2 separate regions of the Homo sapiens genome follow, and region 1 is linked to region 2. Evidence: read pairs that join two places in POLR2A ChIA-PET (ENCODE). Cell type or tissue: HCT116. All regions are shown on one strand. Links, peaks and the distances in the headings refer to the core of each region. The heading gives the core; the rest is flanking DNA.

Region 1 (6,067 bases), core at 784-5,783, 630 kb after region 2:
GGCTTTCCTGATACATCTTAGATTTTGCTCTCTGATTTCTACTTCCCTAGTAGACCCTTTGTTTTCCTGCCTTGTTGCCTCTGCTCATGTGTTTCCTCTTGAAAGGAACTTTCTCCACCTGCTAAAATCTAATCAATCCTTCAAGGCAAGGCATGTTCCTCTCGAATAACAAAGGTGAAAGGACTTTGAAAATTGAAAAAAATTATATAGTTAGTTACAATTATAGTTAGTTACAATTATATAGTTAGTGGTAGAGGACAAAGATAGCATTTCCCCTCTTTCCCTAACCTTTAATGTCTGAAACTAAGCATTAGCCACTAGCCACATGTAGCTGTTGAATATTTGAAATGTGGCTAGTCTGAATTGAAATGTACTGTACAAAATACCAGATCACAAAGATTTAGAATGAAATGAAGACTGTAAAATATCTTGTTTTTAATATTGATATGTTGAAATGATATTTTGGAGATTAAAGAACATATGTTACTAAAAGTAATTTTATTTGTTAATTTCATTTATTTTTATGTGACTACTAGAAAATTTAAAATTACATACTTGGCTCACATACATGGTTTACATTACATTTCTGTTGGATACTGCTTGTCTAGAATGAAGACATTGGCCTGGCAAAGAAGAGGTATTCAATAAATACTTGTTGAGTGAATGAAAGAATTGGTAGTTTTAATAATGGATAATATGTATACAGGGTTACTATGTGTCAGGCACTGTTCTAAACACTTTCCATTTATTCATTTAATCCTCATAACAACGACGATAATAATAGCTAACATTTGTATAGTGCTTACCCTGTGCCAGGGAACGTTCTGATTGCTTTTCATGTATTCATTCATTTAAACTTCAACCCTACTGAGTTCTGTTATTCCCATTTTACAGATGAGGAAACTGAGAGAGAGCTCAAGTGTCTTGCCCAAGATCACACAGTTAATAAGAAGCAGAATTGAGGTTAAGATCAAGAGCCAGGCTCTATAGTTTGTGCTCTTAACCCCTGTGCTATGCTGCATCTCCACACATAACAGAAGTATTGAAATAGTGTACAATCCACCACGGTATTTGTAGTATAGAATGAGAGGTGATTTCTGGAGACTGTTTGACTGTATCTCAGCTTTCTCAAAGTTGCAAAATAGCTGCCCAGTTTTTCTTTTCTAGATTCCCCAGCAAAATTCCCTGAGCATCTCTAAGTGGATGACCTTCATATCTCTGCACTAAACCCTTGGCCAGTGGGATGGGCCATTCTGAATGACAGCTACCTCTGGAGCTGGAGCTTGACTCAATCCCACTTAAGCTAGAGGGCTTGAGAGTTGGAGAGGGGTGGTGGTTACCACGAGATAATGAAGGAACACTGGGTTACATAGAAACAATAAGATGTCCTCAATATTACTGTTAGGAAACATGAAAACAGATGGCATTTATATTCTTTATTGACCTTTTATGTGTTTGTTCTTAGAGTTATTGCCTTTGCATTCTTTATTTCATCTGGACTCAGAATCCTTAACTCTTTAATTGCCTCATTTTTCTACCTTATACTCTTTATTGTTGCTATTCACAGCAACTTTTTCTTTTTAATTTTCAATTTTTGTAAAACTGTGTAGCCAGACTGGACCTGCTGTGCAAATCAGCAATTTTTGAACCAGTAATCACCTCATCACTTCAGCTGAAGTGATGGTTGTACAACTCTACAAGTCACTTTCTTAAACTACCTGAACTTATTTTCTGTATCAAAATGAGAAAATGTTTATAAAAATTCACATTGCAGTCATCCTTGGAGAATTTGATTGGCTTAAAAGTTTAAAAATTTCCTCTGTAGTCTCTAAAGTATTTCACTGAGTTAATTACATTATCAGTTTCACTAGTGAGCCTGTATGATTATATATATATATATGTATATGTACACACACACACACACACACACACACACACACACACACACACACATAGCCTATTTTTAAATGAATAAGGAATATCTAGACTCAACCTGTGGTTCTATTACAGGATGAAAAATACTATTCCAATGATAATTTCTTACTTTTTAACTCATAATCCATTTTTGGCAACCCTGGTAACTGTAATGTAAACCATTATAGTGGTAGATGGAATGGAATACTGGTCCAGAATTTTAAAGTTAAACCATCAGAGATTTAGGTGTTAGTTGCCTTCTAGGGGCATTGACTGATCACTAAAAGCAAATTTTTAATATTTTTAGAATTGTATTCCATAGTACCAAAATATGTGTTACTTTCTAAGCCCTATCTTTAGATTCCTAAATATGGAGTATACAAAGTATAACAGTATGTGCATTTTATTATTATAGATCTCAAGATAACATCAGCCTTTAGATTTTGAAAAAATAGAGTATAGATATGTGCCATGTGACATTAAGGAATGTGTAATTTATTATTCTTATTCACTAACTGGTTTGGTGCATATTATTGATGATTCTTGAATCTTCCTTTGTTTGAATGTGGTACCTGTACATAATATTAAAATCAAAAGATGCAAAGGGATATCCCATGAAGAGCAAGTCTCCTTTCTTCTCCTGTAACCCAGGATTCTCAGTGTTGATTCCCTGGCTTAGTGATACTGTCATAAGCACTGCTTGGCAAATTCCTCTTGGGCAATAGAAGCCTTGATGACAGATTCACCTCTCTGAATTTCCATCTTCTGAATCTTGGCCAAGCAATTCCTCACTCATTTTTAGCTCTTTTAATGCCTTTAAAATGTTATTTTTTTCTCATTATTTTGTCTAGGTTTTTTTTTTTTTTTTTTTTTTTTTAGTTTTCCTGAGGAGGAAAGTTAGTACAAATTACTTAATCTTTCACGGCAGAAGTGGAAGTTCATACATGTATTTAATCAAATCAACATGACAATTTAGGTCTTAGATTAAATGCTGTTTTGCTTTTAACTGTAAAAATTCTGTTATTTATGTACAAATTTTCCAGAACAATTGCTGTTTTCCTGGTATTGTCAAAACACATTATTACTTATAAACAGGAAGAATCATTACTAGTAATCCGAAATGTGTGAATGATTTAAAAACATTTATTTTGCCAATAAACATCCCACTTTTAATCTTTCCAAAACCAAACAGATGAATAAAACGTTGATTTGGCTTGACACTTTCTGTCCTTTTAATGGAAGGTTCAATGAAAATAGTTTTATTTTATAGTCTCTTAGGGAAGAGTTCTTTCTTTATGGCCCAGTGATTACTGTTTGTGGGAAAAATTGTTAGTTAGGCTTGAGAGGATGCTATTAGGGAGGTTGCTGTGACCTCAGCTGGTGGCTAGGGAAGCTGTTGCTAATAGTTCAAGAGCACTTTATTTTTCTTACTAATTGTATAACACCAGCAGCTTGGATAATATTACCCAAGGTCAAATATGGATCTCAAAAAATCATCTTTCACAATTATCAGTAATTCACGTCTTCGCTGTGAAACTGTAACTTGTTTTTGATGGGAAGTATGAAACAGAGCCTCTGAAAATGGAACCTGGCAACTGAAGACGTGTTGCTTGATATTATTTTTTCATTCCTTTTGAATGTATTTAGCTACTCCTTAGTGGCACCCAGTCTTTTCAGATTGAGATGTTTCACAAGTATGGTGGAGACCATATGTGCAGAAAAGTGGAGAAGCAAGTAGAAATGGATATACAGCCACCCTGGGTGCTGACCTGTTCCTGCACTGGACTCAGCTGGCTAGCAAGGGTGGGGAGCAGATGTAGGGGATGCAAACAGGGCTAGGACACGACAGAGAGCCATCGCTTAGGCTTACTGCTGCAGCAGCAGTGGCAGCATGAGCAGTTCACACCCAGATTTAGTAGGCTAACTGGGTACTCAGGAGCTCAGTGTTGGGACTGTTACCACATGGGAAAGCCACCCAGAATATAACTCTAGTCATTTCAACAGAGTTACTGTTTTTAGAAGCGTAAAATTCCAAAGAAACCCTACTAAATTACATTTTCCATCATAAGTCTTAAAAAAAGTTCATATCCTTAACCCAGCATTTCCATTTCTAGAATTTATTCTGAAGAAACAATGAGATGTTCAAACAGATTTATGTGAAAGGATATTTATCACAGTGTTATTTGGAATGAAAAAGAATGGAAGCCATGTAACTGTGCAACAATGGGGAACTGGCTAAGTGTTGGAATACAACATCATACTGTACATTAAAATAATGAGAAACCATGATATATTAAGTGAAAAACCAGATTACAAGACAATATGTTCACTATGATATCAATGTAAAAAAGAAATGTATTTATATGGAAATATACTAATATGACATTATGGGAGCTGTAATTTTTTTCTTTCCCTTAAGCTTTTCTATAGTTTCCAAATTTTCTACAATAAACATGCATTCCTCTTATAACTATAAATAAATATCAATACTTTCTAAAAGTTGGGCCAGGCATGGTGACTCACACCTGTAATCCCAGCACTTTGGGAGGCTGAGGCAGGTGGATCACCCGAGGTCAGGAGTTGGAGACCAGCCTGGCCAAACATGACGAAACCCTATCTCTTCTAAAAATACAAAAAAATTAGCTGGGCATGGTGGCACGTGCCTATAGTCCCAGCTACTCAGGAGGCTGAGGCAGGAGGATCGCTTGAACCCAGGAGGCAGAGGTTGCAGGGAGCTGAGATCACGCCACTGCACTTCAGCCTAGGCAACAGAGTAAGACTCTGTCTCCAAAAAAAAAAAAAAAAAAAAAAAAGTTATACTTGTTAGAAATGCGGTTTATTTCTAGTTTAATGGTTTGCATAATTCTTTTAAAAATTTAAAAGTTTTTTTCTTGATATGATAGAAATGATAGAAAATTAACTACTCGGGTAGTTGTTAACTTTTGCCAATTTTATTTCATAAGATTATCATCAGCTCTGCCTAATTGTGTGTGTATGTATATATATATATACCTAATTGTATACTAATTGTAATTAGGTATATATATATATATACCTAATTGTGTGTGTATGTGTGTATATATATATATATATACCTAATTGTATACTAATTGTAATTAGGTATATATATATATATACCTAATTGTGTGTGTGTGTGTATATATATATATATATACCTAATTGTGTATATATATATATCTAATTGTGTGTGTGTGTGTGTATATATATATATATATATATATATATATATGCACCCCACTCAAGTGAATTAGTCAAGTCAATGTTTTTTTTTTTCTAAGTATGAATAGACTCTAGTAAGAAGCAAGGAAGCACAGTTTCAAATTCCTTGCTGGTTAGCTCAAAAAAGCCTTTGCTTCTGATTAAAGTGAAACATTATACATTCAAATTTTGTGAATGATCTATTGGTAAGGCTAGTAATTAAAAACATTCATTTTAAACACATGCTTTTTCTGAGTTCTAACATGTTATCATATTATTAATTTTTTTAAAAAAAAGAGTTTTTAGGTTTTTAGCCTTTCGTTTTGGTAGTAAACTGATTGTTGATAGATACTAGAATCATCTTACCAGTATTTTGACCATACTGAAAAAATGACCTGTGAATCAGAAAAATCTGTGGAATTTGATATTATGGCAAAAACCGTTAAATTCTGAAAACAAACAAACCCAGATGTTGCTTTGTGAGAGTTCTATCTGCATCCCTATAAAATAACTTAGAGGGTATAGTATAGTACACTGTGGCAACTGAGTCTTATTTTTAGGGAAAGAAATTAGAGTCCAAATCAATGATTTTTGCCCTCCAGCTGGAAGGCACTTTCTGGAAATAGGCAGGGAATCAATGCTGAAAATAAGTGATTTCTTTTAAGTACTCATACAGTAAAATACAAAACTTGAGCTGCCTTCTGTATGAGAGTGAACAAGGGCTGCAGAGACTCTGATTTTTCCTAAGCCTCTACAGGGTCAAGAGGATTTGGGAGGCTGCCCACGTGGTGCCTACCAAGCATGCTCTGGAATATCCTCTGTGAGCAGCTTGTTTTCTTTAACTCTCACTCCAAAATAAGTGGTATTTCAGCTTTAGGGATAAATAAACTGCTTTTGAAATCTAAAAGTAGAGAAGGAAATGGCCTCCTTTGAC
Region 2 (6,067 bases), core at 672-5,671:
AGGATGAAAGGATAAAGAAAATTTGGGCTGGGCATGGTGGCTTATGCCTGTAATCCCATTACTCTGGAGGCCGAGGCGGGCAGATCATGAGGTCAGGAGTTCGAGACTAGCCTGGCCAACATAGTGAAACCCTGTCTCTACTAAAAACACAAAAAGTAGCCAGGCGTGATGGCACACGCCTGTAGTCCCAGCTACTCAGGAGGCTGAGGTGGGAGAATTGCTTGAATCCGGGAGGCAGAGGTTGCAGTGAGCCGAGACCATACCATTGCACTCCAGCCTGGGTGACAGAGCGAGACTCCGTCTCAAAAAAAAAAAAAAAAAAAAAAAAAATTAGCCAAGTGTCTACTCCAGGGGCTGAGGTGGGAGAATTGCTTGAGCCCAGTAGTTCGAGGCTGCAATGAGCTATGATTGTGCCACTGCACTCTAGCTTGGGTGACAGATCAAGATTCTGTCTCTTAAAAAATAATAATTAGGCCGGGCGTGGTGGCTCACACCTCTAATCCCAGCACTTTGGGAGGTTGAGGCAGGCAGATTGCCTGAGCCGAGGAGTTCAAGACCAGCCTGGGCAACATGGTGAAACCCTGTCTCTACTAAAAATACGAAAAAAATTAGCCGGGTGTGGCAGTGCGTGCTCCTGTAGTCCCAGCTACTTGGGAGGCTGAGGCAGGAGAATCACTTGAACCCGGGAGGCGGAGGTTGCAGTGAGCCGAGATCACGCCACTGCACTCCAGCCTGGGCGACAGAGCAAGACTCCGTCTCCAAAAATATATATATATAAAATAAAAATAAAAAATCTTTAAAAATTAAACAAATCTAAAAAGACCAAATATATTTTGTATTATACCATAGGTATATTCACAGATTGTGCAGCTTGTGCACTTCTAAGCACTACCTAATTTTAGAACTTATTCTTTTTTTTTTTTTTTTGAGACAGGGTCTCTCTGTTGCCCAGGCTGGAGTACAGTGACTCACCATAGCCTTGACCTCCTGGGCTTAAACCATCCTCCCACCTCAGCCTCCAGAGTTGCTGACAGCAAAGGTGTGAGCCACCATGCCCAGCCAGTTTTTTTTATTATTTGTAGAAACAGGGTGTCCCTATGTTGCCCAGACTTGACTTGAACTCCTGCACTCAAGTGATTCTTTGGCCTCAGCCTCTCAAAATGCTTGGATTACAGATGTAAGCCACCACACCTGGCCTAGTTTTAGAACATTTTTACCACCCAGAAAAAGAGACCTGTACTCATTGATAGTTCCCTATTTTTCCCTCTTCCTCATTCCAGGCAACCAGGAATCTACTTGTGGTCTCTATGGATTTGCCTATTCTGGATATTTCATATAAATGGCACCATTGCAATTTGTGATCTTTGTGTCTGACTTCTTTCACTCAGTGTGATGTTTTCAAGGTTCATCCGCCTTGTCGCTTGTATTAGTACTTTATTCCTTTTGTTGATAAATAATTTTCCATCCTGTGGATATGCCACAATATTCCTACCCATTCATCAGTTCACGGACATTTGGTTTTTTTCCACTTCTTTGCTATTATGAATAATGCTGCTTTGAATGGTGATATAAACATTTTTTTGTGGACCTGTGTTTTCAGTTATCTTGGGTATATGCACAGGAATGGAATTGCTGGGTCATACAGCAATTCTACAAACGGTCATCTAACCATTTGAGGAACTGCCAAACTATTTTCCAAAGTGGCCCCACCATTTTACAGTTTCACCAGTGATGAATGAGGGTTCCAGTTTCTCCATGACTTTGTCTACAGTTGTTGTTGTATTTTTTTTTTTTTTTTTTGAGATGGAGCCTTGCTCTGTAACCCAGGCTGGAGTGCAGTGGCGCAATCTTGGCTCACTGCAACCTCTGCCTCCTGGGTTCAAGCGATTCTCCTGCCTCAGCCTCCTGAGAGTAGCTGGGACTATAGGCACCCACCACCATGCCCAGCTAATTTTTTTGTATTTTTAGTGGAGACAGGGTTTCACCATATTGGCCAGACTGGTCTCAAGCTCCTGACCTTGTGATCTGCCCGCCTCAGCCTTCCAAAGTTCTGGAATTATAAGCGTGAGCACCACGTCCGGCCTGTTGTTGTATCTTTTTTACCTGAAGCATCCTAGTGGGTGCAAAGTGTTACCTCATTACGGTGGTTTTGTCACTTATTGCTTTTTAAAAAATATTATACAAGTAACACATATTCCATGTAGAAAATTTGGAAATTTAACAAAAATACTGTGATGGTCAGTTTTATGTGTCAATTTGGCTAGACTAGTACCCAGTTATTCAATCACACACTAACCTAGGTGTTTCTTTTATTTATTTATTTAGAGGCGGAGTCTCGCTCAGTCACCAAGGCCAGAGTGCAGTGGTGCAATCTCGGCTCATTGCAACCTCCGCCTTCTGTGTTCAAGTGATTCTCCTGCCTCAGCCTCCCAGTAGCTGGGATTACAGGTGCCCACCACCACGCCCGGCTAATTTTTTTGAATTTTTAATAGAGACGGAGTTTCACCATGTTGGCCAGGCTGGTCTCAAACTCCTGACCTCGTGATCCACCCACCTTGGCCTCCCAAAGTGCGTGGATGACAGGCGTGAGCCATTGCGCCTGGCCCAATATTTTATTTTACTCATTTTTTTTTTGGAGTTGGAGTCTCACTCTGTCACCCAAGCTGGAGTGTAGGGGCGCAATCTCGGCTCACTGCACAAACTCTGCATCCCAGGTTCAAGTGATTCTCCTGTCTCAGCCTTTCAAGTAGCTGGTACACAGGCGTGTGCCACCATACCTGGCTAATTTTTGTATTTTTAGTATAGACGGGTTTTTGTCATGTTGGCCAGGCTGATCTTGAACTCCTGACCTCAGGTGATCCGCCTGTCTGCATCAATATTTTAAATAAAGATGTTAATGCTCCACAGGTTGTGCGTCTTTCCCCACGTGAGTCCACATTCTTTTCTACCCTAGGATTACTACTGGCACAGAGGAAGTTGAACCACTGTCCCCCTTTGGTTGGATGTTTGCAATACTTCTGCTTTTATACTGCAACAAACAATACTTGTGCTTTCCCTCCATCTAGCACTGTGCCTCCAGGAGAGAGGGTTTTTTTCTGGTCGCCCCTGCAGACATGACCCTGCTTGTCCCTGGCCAATCCCAGGGCCAGACTGGATTGTTGGCCCTCTGACTCACCCTAGAAGGCCTGGGGCTGGAGAGGCCTGGAACTCCTCGGAGGTAAGTGCCAGTGTGAGGCCAGCCAAGCCCTGCCGGGCCTGCTTTCCTTGTGCATAAAGAAAACATGCCGAGTCATTGTGACTTGCACTTTTTGACTAGTGCGGTCAGGCTCTGTGTGGCACTGCCGTAGGCCTGGGTACCTCCTAGTGTGAGGAGCAGGAGCTGCTTTCCAGCAACGCCCTACAGCCCCTGTCAACTCCTGCCCAGGGGCGCTGGACAGGCTGGGCTGGGCAGGGGCGGTGCTGGTGACAGACAGGACACTCTTAGGGGCTCCTCCTGCACAGTCTGCAGGACGCAGTAGGGAGAGATCTTCATCCTTGTCCCCTTTTCTGGTACCTCTTGGGTTTCCCTGAGCAAGGCTGGGGTGGTGGAAGGAGCTATTTTGTTCCAGTGGGTATTAAATATTAAAGCTTTTGTTTTGTGTCGTGGGGAGGTTAAGTGGATTTTCTCCTGGGCTGGTTGTTGAACAGCTGAGAGTGAAACTGGCTTCTTAGAGTAGGACTAAAAAGCTCCAGAGAGTGGCTCACAGAGGGGTTGCTTAACCACTGTGAGCCACAGCTCCTCCTGGAAAACCTGAAACCATCAGGAGCACTTCCCTTGTAAGGTCACCTGAGAAAGTGAGTGAGGAGATATCTCACTTCCCAAACCAGGGTTCTTTGGCCCCCAGACACATGACTTTTACTCTCTCTCTTCCCATCCTTGCCTCCAGAATTAGCAAGGGCACCCAGTCAGCCATCCTGTTCTAGTGACTTGGACAAGGCATCAGAAAAGCATTTGTTAGGCCAGGTGCGGTGGCTCACGCCTGTAATTCCAGCACTTTGGGAGGCCGAGGTGTGCGGATCACAAGGTCAGGAGTTCGAGACCAGTCTGGCCAATATGGTGAAACCCCGTCTCTACTAAAAATACAAAAATTAGCTGGGCGTGGTAGTGGGTGCCTGTAGTTCCAGTTACTTGGGAGGCTGAGACAGGAGAATCGCTTGAACCTGGGAGGTGGAGGTTGCAGTGAGCCAAGATGGCGCCACTGCACTCCAGCCTGGGCAACAGAGCAAGACTCCATCACCAAAAAAAAAAAAAGCGTTTGTTCCATGCTACTGTGCAAAAAGAAAAGTGCTGCTGCTGGCTATCTGGTCAGGGCAGGGAAGTGGTTTTGCCATCACTGGTCCTCTGATTTCACTCAACACTTCATTTACCAGGGTCTATGTGTTGGGCACAGGTGCTGGATGCCCCAGCAGCACGTGTTTATACCGCACTGTCCAGTGATTTGTACAAACAATTGCCTGCTGAGGTTGTTGATCTGGGAAGGCGCCAAGGAGGGGGTGACAGCCAGTTTTGAAATAACAGAATTTTCTGCAACAAAACTGTGTCTGTGTCTAGCTGGCATGGGTGAAGAGGGGATTGAGGAAATACATTCATTTCAATATGTATTCTTTTTATGTTAATTTAATTTTATTTTTGTAGAGACAAGCTTTCACCATGTGGGCCAGGCTGGTCTCAAACTCATGACCTCAAGTGATCCGCCTGCCTCAGCCTCCCAAAGTGCTGGGATTACCGGCGTGAGCCACCGCGCCTGGCCGACTCTTTTTTTTTTTCGAGACCCAAGCTGGAGTGCAGTGGTGTGAACACAGATCACTGCAGCCTTGACCTCCTGGGCTTAAGTGATCCTCCCACCTCAGCCTCCCGAGTAGCTGGGACTATACGTGCATGCCACCACATCTGGCTTTGTGTGTGTGTGTGTGTGTGTGTGTGTGTGTGTGTGTGTGTGTATGTTTGGTAGAGATGGGTTTTGCCATGTTGCCCAGGCTGGTCTTAAACTCCTGAGCTCAAGTGATTCACCCACCTCTGCCTCCCAAAGTGCTGGGATTACAGGCGTGAGCCACTGTGGCTGGCTCCTCCACAGATGTTATGTGGGAGAGTAGCATGCTTTTCAGCGATGTATGGAGAGGTTTCAGAGGGAAGACCGGAGGTCCTCTATGGGGTATTTTGGGAATTTGTGTACCTGTGTACCTGTGCCCAAGCATTTCCATATTAAAACAGAGTCTTTCTATGCTGCCCATGCTAGACTTGAACTTTTGGGCTCAAGCAATCCTCCTGCCTCAGCCTCCTGAGTAGCTGGGACTACAGGTGTGCCCCATACATATTTAATATGAAACATTTCATTATTAACGTTTCTCCTTTATATTACAATTAGAGAATATTATTTTAAAATTGTGTGTACAAAAAATCATTTCAAAAATTCTTTTTTTTTTTTTTTTTTTTTTGAGACAGAGTCTTGTTCTGTCACCCAGGCTGGAATGCAGTAGTATGATCTTGGCTCACTGCAACCTCTGCCTCCTGGGTTCAAGCAATTCTTTTTCCTCAGCCTCCCTAGTAGCTGGGATTACAGGCGCCCACCACTAAGCCCAGCTAATTTTTGTATTTTTAGTCGAGATGGGGTTTCACCATGTTGGCCAGGCTGGTCTCAAACTCCTGACCTCAGGTGATCCACCGGCCTTGGCCTCCCAAAGTGCTGGGATTACAGGCGTGAGCCACCCTGCCTGGCCAAGCCTTTTTATTTTTACTTTGCTCTGTTGCCCAGGCTGGAGTGCAGTGGGCTCAAGTGATCCTCCCCTCTCGGCCTCCTGAAGTACTGGGATTGTAGGCATGAGCCACCATGGCTGACTGTTTTGTTTTTTGTAAAGAAAAAAAAAATGAAAGGAAAAAAATAGAAGCTCCTTCTTACAAAAGATCTGTTTTACAAAAGAAGAAATTGTGTGTATAGCCATAAGTTATATTATCTATGAATTCCAGGTTAAGATAGCAAAGAAGGATTTATAAAATATTTTTTAAAAAGAGTGGAGGTGTCCAGTGGAG

The links. Peaks named below come from ENCODE experiments on the same cell type or tissue, not always from the same donor. Only the 100,000 strongest peaks of a DNase experiment are listed, where the experiment ranks them.
Region 1: POLR2A ChIA-PET joins it to region 2 with 5 read pairs; 2 of 35 experiments call an interaction of 5 or more read pairs at or near these places.

What each region holds. Positions count from the first base shown.
Region 1 is chr3:53,894,011-53,900,077 of GRCh38, forward strand. No RefSeq gene overlaps it. Among named protein-coding and RNA genes, the nearest start is that of SELENOK, 5.2 kb to the left of the region's middle. In HCT116, for the core only: no CTCF peak of the experiment used is centred there; no DNase peak of the experiment used is centred there.
Region 2 is chr3:53,266,964-53,273,030 of GRCh38, forward strand. LOC107986087 (a long non-coding RNA gene) reads left to right here and starts at 3,011. Exons shown (of 4, transcript XR_001740702.3): 1 at 3,011-3,217. RefSeq lists enhancers at 2,638-3,837, 4,455-5,340 and a cis regulatory region at 2,915-3,791. In HCT116, for the core only: no CTCF peak of the experiment used is centred there; DNase peaks (open chromatin) are centred at 3,238 and 3,718; H3K4me3 peaks cover 1,217 bases; H3K27ac peaks cover 3,467 bases.